Linked DNA regions of Homo sapiens: region 2 is linked to region 1. Evidence: chromatin contacts called from ENCODE Hi-C or POLR2A ChIA-PET data. All regions are on one chromosome and are shown on one strand. The core of a region is the stretch at or near the end of the contact, and the rest is flanking DNA. Distances in the headings are between cores, read along the strand shown. Region 1 holds the start of PPM1F-AS1 (PPM1F antisense RNA 1). Region 2 overlaps MAPK1 (mitogen-activated protein kinase 1).

Region 1 (6,763 bases), core at 2,189-4,688:
AGAAGGCCACTCCTGGAGTCATCCCCACTTTGCTAGCCATGCTCTGGCCCTGTGGGACTCAGCCCCCTATCCTCATTCATTCCGCAGCTCCATCTCCTGCCCAGACCATGTTCTTGCAGGCCCTCAGGCCTCTTGACCTCCGTGGAACACAAGTCGCTGTGGAAACAGAGCCCATTGCCCATCCCCTGCCTGACTCTTCCATCCCCATCAGGGTAATTAACTGTACCACGAGCCTTCTAGTTGCTCAGAATAGAAACTTCAACACTGTCCCTGCCCCTCCATTTATACTGCCCGACTCTGTCTGCTCCTGTTTGTCACCATGGCCCTGCCCAGCCCAGGTCTTAGACTCTCTCCTTTAGACAGTCGTCCCCTTCTTGCCAGCCCACCCTCCACACCAGGGTCAGAGAGGCCTAAAAGCCCCATCTGATCATGCCATGTCCCTCTTCAAACAGACCAAAGGCGGCCAGGTGTGGCGGCTCACGCCATTATCCCAGGGCTTTGGGAGGCTGAGATGGGAGGATCACTTGAGGGCAGGAGTTCAAGACCAGCCTGGACAACATAGCAAAACCCCACCTGTACAAAAAAATTTACAGATTAGCTGGACATGGTGATGTCTGTAGCCCTAACTACTGCCTGTAGCCCTAACTACTCTGGAGTCTGAGGTGAGAGGATCTCTTGAGCCCAGGGGTTTGAGGCTGCAGCGAGCCATGATTGCACAGCTGTGCTCCAGCCTGGGAGACAGAGCAAGACCCTGTCTCTAAAAATAAATAAATAAAACACAGACCAATGGCAGTGCTTCCCTGTTAGCATAAAGCTTGGCCTGCCCTGTTCCCACAGCCCCTCACCCCGGCAGCTCCTATGGCCCCATCCGCCCAGGGACCTTGTGGACCACGCACAGCCACTTCCTCTGCTGAGTGTGCCCATGGGTCCCACACCCCAGGATCAGCTTCCTGGAGCTGCTGTACAAATGACCACAGACCCAGCAGCTTAAACAACAGAAGTGTGCTTCATGGTGCTGGAGGCTGTCATCTGAGATCAGGATATTGACAGAACTGGCTCCTTCTGGTGGTTTGTGGGCAACCCTTGGCATTCCCTGGCTTGTAGGTTCATCCCCCAGGTCTCTGCCTCATGTTCCCCTGGCATTCTCTCTGTGTGTGTGTGTCTGTGTCCAAATTCCTCCCCCAACCTGTTTTTTTTTTTTGGAGACAGCATCTTGCTCTGTCGCCTAGGCTGGAGTGCAGTGGCACAATCTTGGCTCACTGCAACCTCCACCTCCCAGGTTCAAGCAATTCTTCTGCCTCAGCCTCCTGAGTAGCTGGAACTACAGGCATGCGCCACCACACCCGGCTAATTTTTGTATTTTTAGTAGAGATGAGGTTTTACCATGTTGGCCAGGCTGGTCTCAAACTCCTGACCTCGTGATCTACCTGCCTTGGCCTCCCAAAGTACTGGGATTACAGATGTGAGCCACCGCACCCGGCCCAAATTCCCTTTTTCATAGAGACATCAGTCATTGGAGTAGGGGCCCAGCCTGCTCCAGCATGACGTCATCTTAACTAATTCCATCTGTAATGACCCTGTTTCCAAATGAGCTCCATTCTGAGGTACTGGGGGTTAGGGCCTCAGTGTATGAATTTAGGGGGGACACAATTCAACCCAGAACACTCCCCACCCCCCAGGGTCCCCAGCTGGCATGGGTGATTCCTCTGCCCTCCTGTGGCCAGGAGCCATCATCAGCATGGATGTCAGGCAGTTTACTTGCCCATCAACAGCCCCCTCCCAACTAGCCGCAGGCTCAAGTATGGTCCAGCTCCCCACCAGATGGTTGTGCGTCTGCCTTTGCTGTCCTGTGACCTTCCTGTCCCAGCTCCCTGAGGACAGGGGCCGCCCTGCTGGCCGTGACCCCTCAGCATGTGGGCTGACAGTTGGGGAAGGGGGGCTAGGTGTGGTCTCCTGCTGGGGGCTGCCCCTCACTTCCCCCTCCTCATCCCTAGGAAGGCCCCGCCACCACTTGCTGCTGCTCTGGCCCACGAAGCAGTTTCACAGCTGCTACAGACAGACCTTTCCGAATTCAGGAAGTTGCCCAGGGAGGAAGAAGAAGAGGAGGAGGACGATGACGAGGAGGAAAAGGCCCCTGTGACCTGTGAGTTCTGTTTCTTCTGAGGTGGCCCCAGGGCTGCTTAGCAGGCAACAAAGGGTGACGACATTGTGGGAAGCCCATTGATTGGGGTCCCTAAGGGTGCTGGGGCCCTCGCTCACAACGGCAGCAGAATCAAGGAGCAGAGAAGGCTTGCGGCCCCAGTGAGGTGGAGGGTGGCGGTCACAGCCCTCCACAGGTCATATAGTTCCCAGTCAGCCCACGAGGCAGGGGTGGGTGGTGCAGACACCCTCCTGTGTCCTGTCTGACTGAAGTTCCAGAACAGCCCAGGAAATTAAAGATGCTTATCCCGTTTCACAGAGGATCTCACAGGTGATCGATCTCTGGTCATGCAGCCAGGTTCAAGTGCCCTCAGTGTTGTAACTCAGTTAACATGCGCCCGGGCAGGCGAAGTCAGGGTTGGCCAGGTGGCATGCCAGCAGGTCTCGGGGCAGCAGCGTGGTCCCCTCAACGCTCGGGCCCCCTGCCTCAGCTGCCCCCAAGTCAGGATTCTGTTGGGTGGAGACGCTCTACGGTGTCCATGAGCCCCATGGTTAGATGCTGGTGGAAGCTTGTCTGTCAGCCTGCTCCTGGGACAGCCATAAGCATGGTGTGGCCAGGGGAACCCAGAAATGGAGAGGGCTGCAGATCCATTTCACAGAGGATATAATCATTAAAAAGCAGGGCTTTTATTTCATGTGACTTTCTTTCATTCTCCTAGTAATTTCATTTTATTATATTTCGCCAAAGTGTTGGTTGATGTTAGACCAGAAATACAGGGCGTAAGAATCGCAGGCTGCAGCAGGGGTGCCACAAGGGGGTAGCAACGTCCCACCCAGCTGAATAGTTGTCCCTGGACAGGCCAGCAGGCAGCAGAGTTGCAGTGGATTTTCCCTTCCTTGCCATTTCCTGTCGGCCATTTCCTTTCCCTTCCTTTGCCATTTCCTTTCCTTTCCCTGTTGTTCTAAATTCGGCATTACTAGTGCATGCGTGCATCCGGGGAAAAGGAACAAGGTGGGAGAAGAGAGAGAAAGCGAATACCCGAGGCCGCCAGCATCAGTGGGTGCCCGCGCTCTCCTCCTCGCTCTCGTCCTCTGCCCTCCGCCCTGGCTCCCTGCCCGCATTCCCTGGGAGCGCAGCCTTGCCTTAGCCTGGGAGACAGCTGTCCACAGTGACAGGCGGCCATTGTTCTCGGCCGAGCCAGCAGGCTTCCGGCCGGTGGCAGCTGCTGCTCCTCCGCTCTGCGGCCCCACCAAGGGGGCGCCGCCACCGCCCAGGCCCTCCCCGCCTGATGGGTCTCTGTCCGTCCACGCGGGAGACAGCGCCACCTGCCGGTGAGAAGGAGCGTTGCTGCGCCGGCACCAGCCCAGTCCTACGCTCGGGGCTCCTGCAGGCCTGGGAAGGAGGGAGGGCGCAGCTAGAAGGAAGTCTCGCCTGCCCTTGCTTCCCCGTCTGTCAGAGTGCCTCGCATGCAGGCCTGCCTAGCGGCCTTGATCATGCTCTCCCTGTCACGGAAGTAGAATGTAGTCAAGTTTTTGGACTCCAAGCCATTCTTACAAAATTGCGTCAGAGTGGGGATTGTATTATAAGAATTGCCACTGAAGAGCAGCGAGTGGCTGAAACCTCTGTGTGGCTGCCAGTCAGCCCCTCCCCGGTGACTGGATCAGCGAAGAATCCAGAAGCGAGGTTGCGGGGCTGCAGCCCTTGGCATGGGGAGTCCGTGGGCTGGGCAGCACTGCCTCAGCCGCTGGCCTTTCCTGAGCAGAGTCTAGGCTAAGCGGCTGTTGGAAATAGCAGTAGCACCCGGGGCGAGACCGTGAGCCACAGCGGCGGCCGGAGTCTCCCCCAGCCCGAGCTCAGGCCTGGTAAGCACCAGGAGCCCACAGTTTCCAGAGGGAGTGAGGAGGAGTCCATGGCATTTAGGGGCAGTTTTCTGGGCACAGTGGCCCTCAGACGAGAGGAAGAGGAGGCAGCGCTACAAGGACTGGCAGGACGAGGGGGGTTTCCTGCTGGTTTGCAGGGGATCCACTGGCCAAACTTGTGTGGAGCTGCCTTCCCTGAGCTGGGCCTGCCTGAATGAGTTCTCAGGCCCCTCCTTCACCCATAGCCTTGCCAGTCCCCAGTTCTTGCCAAATGCTTGAATAGGCCCCTGTGTTGGCCATGGCGGCAGCAGCTGGCTCTGGATGCCCCCACCCCTGCCTTGATGCATGGATTCCCAAGAACCTGTCTTTCTGTGACCTCCTGCGTGCATAAGCCCTCGCGTTCATGGTTCTTCCTCGGTGGCCCCCTCTGGCCTCAGCCCTTCTCCTTTTCTTCCACAGCCTCCGCCTTTAGGCAGGAGCTCTTTCCTCCTCTCAGTTCCCCATGTCCTTTGGGTGTGGCCTGTGACACTCAACTCCTGCCCTCGGCTGACTGGCCCTGATTCACCATGCTTGCCACATGCACCTGGGCTGGCAGGAGTTCCAGGAGAGTTTGTGCATTGAAGTGACATGAGTCCCTGAAGCCAGAGCCCCCATGGTTTCCTTTGGGCCTGTTACTGGTTGATCTTTTCTTGAGAAGCCAAGCTTAGGTAGGATTTGGGTATTTTTTCTTTTCAAATGAGTATTGTGGCTTATATTATTTGTTGCTACATAACAAATTGCCCCAAATGTAGTGGCTTAAAACAACAGACATTTATTCTCCCAGTTTCTGTGGGTCTGGAATCTGGGAGCAGCTTAGCTGGTTCTGGTCCAGGGTCTCTTACTGGGTTGTGGTGACATGGTTGCTGGCTGGGCTGGAGGGCCTGCTTCCACGGTGGTTTCAACACACGGCCACTGACAGGAGGCCCTGGTCCCGTCCCATGTGGACTCTCCGTGGCGCTGCTTGAGCATCCTCACAGCTCAGATTGAGCGATGAGAGGGAGGGAGGAAGAGAGTGAGAATACACAAGGCGGGAGGCGCAGGGCCTCTTTGTTTCGTAACACCTGAAGCACACGCAGTCACTGCCACTCTTCATCAGAAGCAGCCAGCTCCCACACTCAGCAGTGGGAAGTGAGCTCCACCTCGCAAAAGGGGAAGTCAAAGAATTTGTGGACATGCTTTAAAGCCACTGTCACACGAGACTAACACTTGTAATGAAAAACTGGGGAAGTATTAAGAAAGTGTACTTCAGGAAAAAGCTGTCCGTGGAACTGCCACGTGCAGGCCCACTCTGACACCTTGGTTGTGTGCTGTTCCCGCCTTTTTTTTTTTCTGGCCCTGGTGGTTTTTCATGGACTTGTAGTTAAACTGCATATGTAATTTTCCTTCTTTTTTCACTTAGTATCATGACAGAAGCATTTTACATGCTTATAAACTCTATTAAAATCCATTTTTTAGTTTTCTGTTTTAAGAGACCAGGTCTCCCTCTGTCACCCAGACTGGAATGCAGTGGTGTAATCGGAGATCGCCGTAACCTCGACGTCCTTGGCTCAAGGGATCCTCCTGCCCCAGCCTCCCGAATAGCTGGGAGTAGATATACCACCACACACAGCTAATTTTTTTTGGTTTGGTGTTGTTCATTTGCGACTGAGTTTCGCTCTGTTGTCCAGGCTGGAGTGTAGTGGCTCAATCTTGGCTCACTGCAACCTCTGCCTCCCGGATTCAAGCAATTTTCCTGCCTCAGCCTCCCAAGTAGCTGGGACTACATGTGCATGCCAGCACGCCCAGCTAATTTTTGTATTTTTAGTAGAGACGGGGTTTCACTTTGTTGGTCAGGGTGGTCTCGAACTCCGGACCTCAAGTGATCTGCCTGCCTTTACCTCTCAAAGCGCGGGACTACAGGCATGAGCCATGGCGCCCAGCCTGTTTGTTTTTAAGAGACAAGGTCTCTTTATGTTATCCAGGCTGGTCTTGAACTCCTGACCTCAAGCAGTCCTCCCACCTCAGCCTCTCAAAGTGCTGGGATTACAGGCATGAGCCACTATGCCTGGGCTAGTTTTTTTTAATTAAACTTTTTGTTTTGAGATAATCATAGCTGCACATGCAGTTGTAATAAATAATACAAAGAGATTCCATGTATACTTTACCCAGTTTCCTCCAATGGTAACATTTTGCAAAACTATAATAAAATATCACCACCAGGATCCTAACATGGTCAAAATACAGAGCAGTTCCATCACCAGGATCCCTCCTGTCACCCTTTTAAGGCCACCCTTATACCCCCACCCCTACAGACCCCATCCCTAACCACTGGCAACTACTAATCTTCTCGGCTTCTACCATTTTATTATTTCAAGAACACATATAAATGGAAGCATATGATGTGTAACTTTAGGGGACTGGTTTAATTCTCTGGAGATTAGCCCAGGTTGTTTGATGCATCAGGAGTTCATTCTTTGCCATTCTTGAGTGGTATTCAAAGGTATGGGTCGACCACGGTTTGTTTAACCATTTCCACGTTGAAGGACATCTAGGCTGACTCCAGATTTTGGCTGTTCCAGATAAAGCTGCTATGAACATTTGTGTTCATGTGTTCAAGCTTTTATGTGAACAGCCTTCATTGTTCTGGGATAAGTCCACAGGAGTGCCACGGTGGGGTCGTATGGGAGTTGCATATTTCGTTATGAAAATCATATTTAATAGCAGCTTAATTCTTCATCAAGAGACT
Region 2 (6,763 bases), core at 1,187-3,686, 100 kb after region 1:
GGTCTCACCATGTTGGCCAGGATGGTCTCGATCTTGACCTCGTGATCTGCCCACCTTGGCCTCCCAGGGTAGCTTTTTAAAATATATACACAGATATGTTTAATAACCATCAAAGTCAATTTTTAGAATAATCACCTCAACAAGAAACCCTTGACTGGATACAGTGGCTCACACCTGTAATTTCAGCACTTTGGTAGGTATAGGCAGGAGTATCACTTGAGCCTAGGAGTTTGAGACCAGCCTGGGTAAAATAGTGAAACCTTGTTTCTACAAAAAATTTAAAAGTTAGCCAGGAATTGTGGCATGGCCCTGAGGTTCCAGCTACTTGGGAGGGTGAGGCAGGAGAATTGCTTGAGCCTAGGTCAAGGCTATAGTAACCTGTGACCACGCGACTGCACTCTATCCTGGCCAACAAAGCGAGACCCTGTGTCAAAAAAGAAAGAAAGAAACCAATCCTGTATCCTTTAGCTATTTACTCTCTCTCTCTCTCTCCCCTTCTTTTTCAGTGTAAAGTAACTACCAATCTAATTTCTATCTGTATAGATTTGCCTATCTGGACATTTTGTATAAATGGCATCACATGTGTGGCTTCTTTCACTTAGCATGTTTCAAGGTTCATCCATGTTGTAGCATTTATCAGTACTTCATTCCATTTTTATGGCTGAATAATATTCCATTGTGTGGATACACCACCTTTTGCTTGTCTATCAGTTGATGGAGCTTTGGTTTGTTTCCACCTTTTGATTATTATGAATAATGCTGCTACGAACATTTGTGTACAAGTTTCTATGTGGTCATGGTTTTCATTTGCCAGGTCATATGGTAATTCTGTGTTTAACCACTTGAACATAAATTGAAGTATTGATCTTTTAATTATGTTTTGTTAGAGACAGGGTCTCACTCTGTCATCCAGGCTGCAGTGCAGTGGTGTGATCACGGCTCGTTGCAGCCTTGAACTCCTGGGCTCAAGCAGTCCTCCTGCATTAGCCTCCCAAGTAGCTGGGATCACAGGCATGCACCACCATATCTGGCTAATTTTTAATTTTTTGTAGAGACAGGGACTTGCCATGTTGCCCACACTGGTCTCAAATTCCTGGGCTCAAGCAGTCCTCCCATCTCAGTCTCTCAAAGTGCTAGGATTACAGGCATGAGCCACCATGCCTGGCCTATTATTGAGTTTTTTTGTTTGTTTTGTTTTTGTTTTTGAGACACACTCTCACTCTGTTGCCCAGGCTGGAGTGCAGTGGTGCGATCTCAGCTCACCGCAACCTCTGCTTCCCAGGTTCAGGCGATTATCCTGCCTCAGCCTCGCGAGTAGCCGTGATTACAGGCACCCACCACCACGCCCAGCTAATTTTTGTATTTTTAGTAGAGATGAGGTTTCACCACGTTGGCCAGGCTGGTCTCAAACTCCTGACTTCAGGTGATCCTCCCACTTCAGCCTCACAAAGTGCTGAGATTACAGGCATGAGCCACCACACCCAGCTCCTGTGATTGAGTTTTAAAAGTTCTTTATACATTCTAGATACAGATTCCTTATCAAATACATGATATGCAAATATTTTTCTCTCATTCTGTGAGTTGTCTTTTCATTTTCTTTCTAGTGTCCTTTGAAGCACAAAGTTGTTAAATTTTGGTCAAGTCCAATTTATCTATTTTTTTCTTTTGTTGTTTATGCCTGTCATGTCATATATGTAAGAATCCATTGCCAGATTTTCAGGGTTTACCCTGAAGATTTATCCCTATGTTTCTTTGTAGAGTTTTATTGTTCTAGCTCTTACATTTAAGTGTTTGAGCCATTGTATATTGTGAAGTGTAAGGATCCAGCTTTATTCATTTGCACATGGCTGTCTAGTTGTACCAGCATCATTTGTTGAAGGGAAAGGATAGTCTTTTCCTTTCCCCACTGAGTGGTGTTGGCACCCTTGTCAAAAATCAGTTGACCATAGATGGGTTTATTTCTAGATTTTCATTTCTGTCCCATCAATCTATATCTTTTTTCTTTGTGCCAGCACCACCCTTTTGATTATTTACCTTGCAATAAGTTTTGGAATTTGAGATGATATGGGCTTAACTTTTAAATGACTTCCCAAGTAACTAAGGGCTTATACAGGATTTGCTTTTTTAGTTTAGTTATTATTTTTATTTAAAATCATATTCTAAGTTTTCTGAAGTTACACTAGCATTTTAAAAAATTAATTATTTTATTTTTTTGAGACCGAGTCTTGCTCTGTCGCCCGGGCTGGAGTGCAGTGGTGCGATCTCAGCTCACTGCAACCTCCGCCTCCCGGGTTCAAGCAATTCTGTCTCCGCCTCCCAAGTAGCTGGAATTACAGGCATGAACCACCACGGCCTGGCTAATTTTTGTATTTTTAGTAGAGATGGGGTTTCACGATGTTGGCCAGGCTGGTCTTGAACTCCTCACCTCAGGTGATCCACCCCGCCTCAGCCTCCCAAAGTGCTGGGATTACAGGTGTGAGTCACCACTCCTGGCCGTACTAGCTAGTTTTATAGTGAAAGATTTTATTTTAATGCTGTATTTTTTTTTACCAGCATCTCTCCAATCTCCCATGAAAGATTTTTAAAATCAACAAAAACAAGCCTTCTGCTGTACAACACTTACTGAAAACATCACTTTCGTTACTCTATCCAGTACTTTTAAATTGATATATAGTCCTAAATTTAATTTCCTGGGCACTGCCCCAGAGTCTGTGAGACAAGTGCCATTTGTTCTCTCCCCTTCATAGTCAGGCTCTCTCGGGAATGGTTCGTGCTGCTTGCTCTGCTTTCTGTGCCCACCTCTTCTGCCCACGAGAGCCAGACTTTAGCCCCCTACCCCCACTCTTGCACTCTGAACTGATGGTGTGCACACTCTATGTACAGTCTTTCTTGATTTTGATCTTTCTGGACTGGTTGCTTTTTCCTGAAGGCCTTCCTCACCAAAGATTCTTTTTCCCCTTTTTTTGCCATTCTCCCTGGAAAATCAAAAGATTTTGATTTTTTCTGGAGCACTTGATGTTATAAGCCATTTCCTTTTTAAAAAGTTACATCTACTACTTTGCTGAGACACCTCTGGTTTTCCCAAGTCTTTGACTCTTTGTTCTTAGTTCTTGGGCCCTCTGTGTCCCATACACACTCTCTGGATGATCTCATCCAAATTCCTAGGGGCTGATCACTCTTCTGTCCTAAAAATAAAACAAAGCCAAAACTTCTGCTTCCCTTTGAAGCACTACCATCCTTCTTTCCTCCAGAGCCCTGCCCACTGTTTTACTTTCTCCCTCCCACTTCAGGCTAAAGCTCACTTTGCTCTGCCAGACCTGTTCTCAGCAAGGATTCTTTTGTTTTTTTAAACCTACGTAATGATTATCCCATACTATTGTGTCCTATTTTTTCCTTTTTCTATGTATCTGACTCCAACATGTAACATCAACATAATGTTAAATTTTATTAAAAACAGGTTATTTATATAACTGTTGCCCCCATTTGTTGGGCATTTATATTGCTTCATTTTTTCAGTTTTTAAAAATTTTTAAATTTTTTATTTTATTTTCAAGAGACAGGGTCTCACTATGTTGCCAAGGCTGGTCTCGAACTCCTGGACTCAAGCGATCCTCCCACCTTGGCCTCCCAGAGTGCTGGGATTGCAGGCGTGAGCTACCACACCTGGCCCTCATTTTAGTTTTAATTTATTTTTAACTTTTTAGAGACAGCCTCACTTTGTTGCCCAGGCTAGAGTGCAATGGCATGATCATGGCTCACTGCAGCCTCGATCTCCTGGGCTCAGGTGATTCTACCACCTCAGCCCCCCAAGTGGCTGGGACCACAGGCGCACACCATCACCCCAGATAATTTTTTTTTTTGAGACGGAGTCTCGCTCTGTCGTCCAGGCAGGAGTGCAGTGGCGCGATCTCGGCGCACTGCAACCTCTTGCCTCCTGGATTCAAGCGATTCTCCTGCCTCAGCCTCCTGAGTAGCTGGGATTACGGACGCGTGCCACCACACCCGGCTACAGATAATTTTTTTGTATTTTTTGTAGACACTGGGTTTCTCCATATTGCCCAGGGCTGATCTCGAACTTCTGGGCTCAAGGGATCCACAGCGTCAGCTTCCCAAAGTGCTGGGATTACAGGCATGAGCCACCACGTCCACCCCTACATTTTTTTTCTCCCCCCAGATGTATACTTTTAAGTTCTGTTTTTGTTTTTGTTTGTTTGTTTGTTTGAGTCTCACTCTGTCGCCCAGGCTGGAGTGTGGTGGCACAATCTTGGCTCACTGCAACCTCCGCCTCCTGGGTTCAAGTGATTATCCTGCCTCAGCCTCCCAGGTAGCTGGGACTACAGGCATGTACCACCACACCTGGCTAATTTTTGTATTTTTAGTAGAGACTGGGTTTTTCTGTGTTGGCCAGCCTGGTCTCGAACTCCTGACCTCAAGTGATCTGCCTGCCTCAGCCTCCCAAAGTGCTGGGATTACAGGTACAAATTGCTACACCCGGCCTGTATACTTTTAAATTCTTTAGTGTAGGGCCTCTGTCTTGAGTGCTTATCAGCTTTTCGCTGGTGAAGTGGGTTGGCCAGGATAAAAAGTATCATCAAGATGCCATTTCTCTCTTCTTCCCCATCCCAACTCCCAGAGCTGATCTGTCTCCCTGCTCCAGGCTTTCATGCCCTGTTTTGATTACTGTCAGCTTTCCAGAGTGAAGGGATCTCTCTTTTAAGTGTTAGCTCCTGAAATAATGATCTGAGAAAAGGGATTTTTGTTTGAAGGGACCATGCTTTTTTTTTTTTTTTTTTTGGACATAATTTACCTACCAGAGAAAAGAAAAACTTCACCTTTAAAAAGAATATAATTTAGTTGTTTTCAGTATATATTCACAAAGTTTTGGAACCACCACCACTGTCTAATCCCAGAACATTTTATTACCTCAAAAAGCAACCCCATTCCCATGAGCAGTCACTCTCCATTTCTTCCCTCCCCCAGCGTGTAGCAGCCAGCCTCTGTGTCCTTTAACAATGTAGAACCAGCCCTACTTGACTCTGAGTGTGCAGGTATTCTTTTGCACTCTTGTTTGCTTACATTTCTGCATGCATTTTACTATTTTGTATCAGGATTTATTTATTTATGTATTACTGTTTGGCATTGATTTCATAACATCAATTTCGAGAGTAATCATTGTTGATTTTTATTTTTTTGGCTGGGTCCGGGTATGTGTCTTCTCATTCTCTTCCTGCATCCTAGATCTTTCTTTTTACTTCTTCCTGCTATTTATTTCTTTAGTTAGTTTTAGAGACAGGGTCTCTGTTGCACAGGCTAGACTGCAGTGATCATAGCTGGGTGATTCTGGGTCCCTTCCTCCCTCAGTTCAGCCTCTCGAGTAGCTGGGACTACAGGCAGGAGCCATCACACCCAGCTAATTTTTAAAATGTTTCGTGTTGATGGAGACTGCTTTCTGTGTTGCCCAGGCTGGTCTGAAACTGGTAGGGGCAAGCCATCCATCTGCGTCAGCTTCCCCAAATGCTGGGATTACAGGTGCGAGCCATCATGCCTGACTTCTTGTGGGTTTTTGATTCTGTGAAGCCATCTCCTTTTCTCTTGAGCCTTGATGGTTTGTACTTAACACTCTCAGCTCCTTCCTGGGCTGCCCTTTAAAATTTGCTTGCTGTGTTCCTTGCAGTTGAGTCTTATCTTTGTTCTTTGTTTATAATGTGTTTATTTTCTTGGGTTTTGAAGGCAGCATTCTGTACCATTTCTCAGCTTAGCTCTTCCCAGAGTTCTGTTGTGTAGGATTTTCTGGGCACATTCTTGTATAATGGAAAGAACATAGAATTCAGAAGAATGAATAAGGGTTAATCCTAGCTCTGTTTTTGGGTGACTGGCTAAGTCACCTCGACTCTATGGTAGGACTTTTAACTATTTTAAAGTCCTATGTAGTTATCATGTTCTAAAAATTAGCATGCAGATAGATAGATAGATAGATAGATAGATAGATAGATAGATAGAGTTTTTTGTTTTTTGTTTTTGTTGTTGTTTTGTTTTGAGACAGAGTCTCGCTCTGTCGCCCAGGCTGGAGTGCAGTAGCGCGATCTTGGCTCACTGCAGCCTCTGCCTCCCTGGTTCAAGTGATTCTCCTGCCTCAGCCTCCCAAGTAACTGGGATTAAAGGCATGCAGCACCATGCCTGGCTAATTTTGTATTTTTAGTAGAGGTGGGGTTTTGCCATGTTGGTCAGGCGGGTCTCGAACTCCTGACCTCAGGTGATCCACCCGCCTCGGCCTCCCAAAGTGCTGGGATTACAGGTGTGAGCCACCGCACCCAGCTTCATAATTTTTATGCCTAATGAAATATAAGGAAAACTGGGCAGGCCTGGTGGCTCACGCCTGTAATCCCAGCATTTTGGGAGGCCAAAGCAGGTGGATCACCTGAGGACAGGGGTTCGAGACCAGCCTGACCACTCTGTCGCTACTGAAAAATATAAAAATTAGCTGAGTGTGGTGGCGGGCACCTGTAATCCCAGCTACTCAGGAGGCTGAGGGGGGAAAATCACTTGAACCCGGGAGGCAGAGGTTGCAGTTAGCCAAGATTGCACCACTGCACTCTAGCCAAGGCGAGATTCTGTCTCCAAAAAAAAAAAGGAAAAGAAATATAAGGAAAACTAATGCAGAGTTTACAGTTATCAACAAAAAGAATAAGAATGATAATGATTATTAAATTTAATTATTTAAGGGCCAGGTGCGGTGGCTCACACCTGTAATCCCAGCACTTTG

The links. A loop is a pair of places that touch in the nucleus more often than their neighbours do. ChIA-PET counts read pairs that join two places held with the same protein, here RNA polymerase II (POLR2A). Pooled maps may share reads with other maps.
Region 2: a loop to region 1 is called in a pooled map, with 4 times the contacts of the local background. The contact joins the enhancer-like site here to the promoter of PPM1F-AS1 in region 1. A Hi-C loop is called at or near these places in 1 of 168 maps with a recorded cell type or tissue (K562) and 6 of 50 pooled maps. POLR2A ChIA-PET finds 5 or more read pairs at or near these places in 4 of 52 experiments (H1, K562, MCF 10A and 1 more).

What each region holds. Positions count from the first base shown.
Region 1 is chr22:21,934,912-21,941,674 of GRCh38, reverse strand. PPM1F-AS1 (PPM1F antisense RNA 1) reads right to left here and starts at 3,438. Exons shown (of 2, transcript NR_147620.1): 1 at 2,062-3,438; 2 at 1-573. PPM1F (protein phosphatase, Mg2+/Mn2+ dependent 1F) reads left to right here. Exons shown (of 8, transcript NM_014634.4): 3 at 1,995-2,143. RefSeq lists enhancers at 1,400-2,206, 2,207-3,014, 3,015-3,821 and a silencer at 3,304-3,463.
Region 2 is chr22:21,833,808-21,840,570 of GRCh38, reverse strand. All of the region lies in intron 1 of MAPK1 (mitogen-activated protein kinase 1), which reads left to right. Among named protein-coding and RNA genes, the nearest start is that of MAPK1, 30 kb to the left of the region's middle. RefSeq lists a silencer at 2,304-2,511. Within about 2 kb of position 2,436, at least 7 of the 41 ENCODE cell types and tissues checked have a DNase peak (open chromatin) inside an H3K27ac peak, as active enhancers do.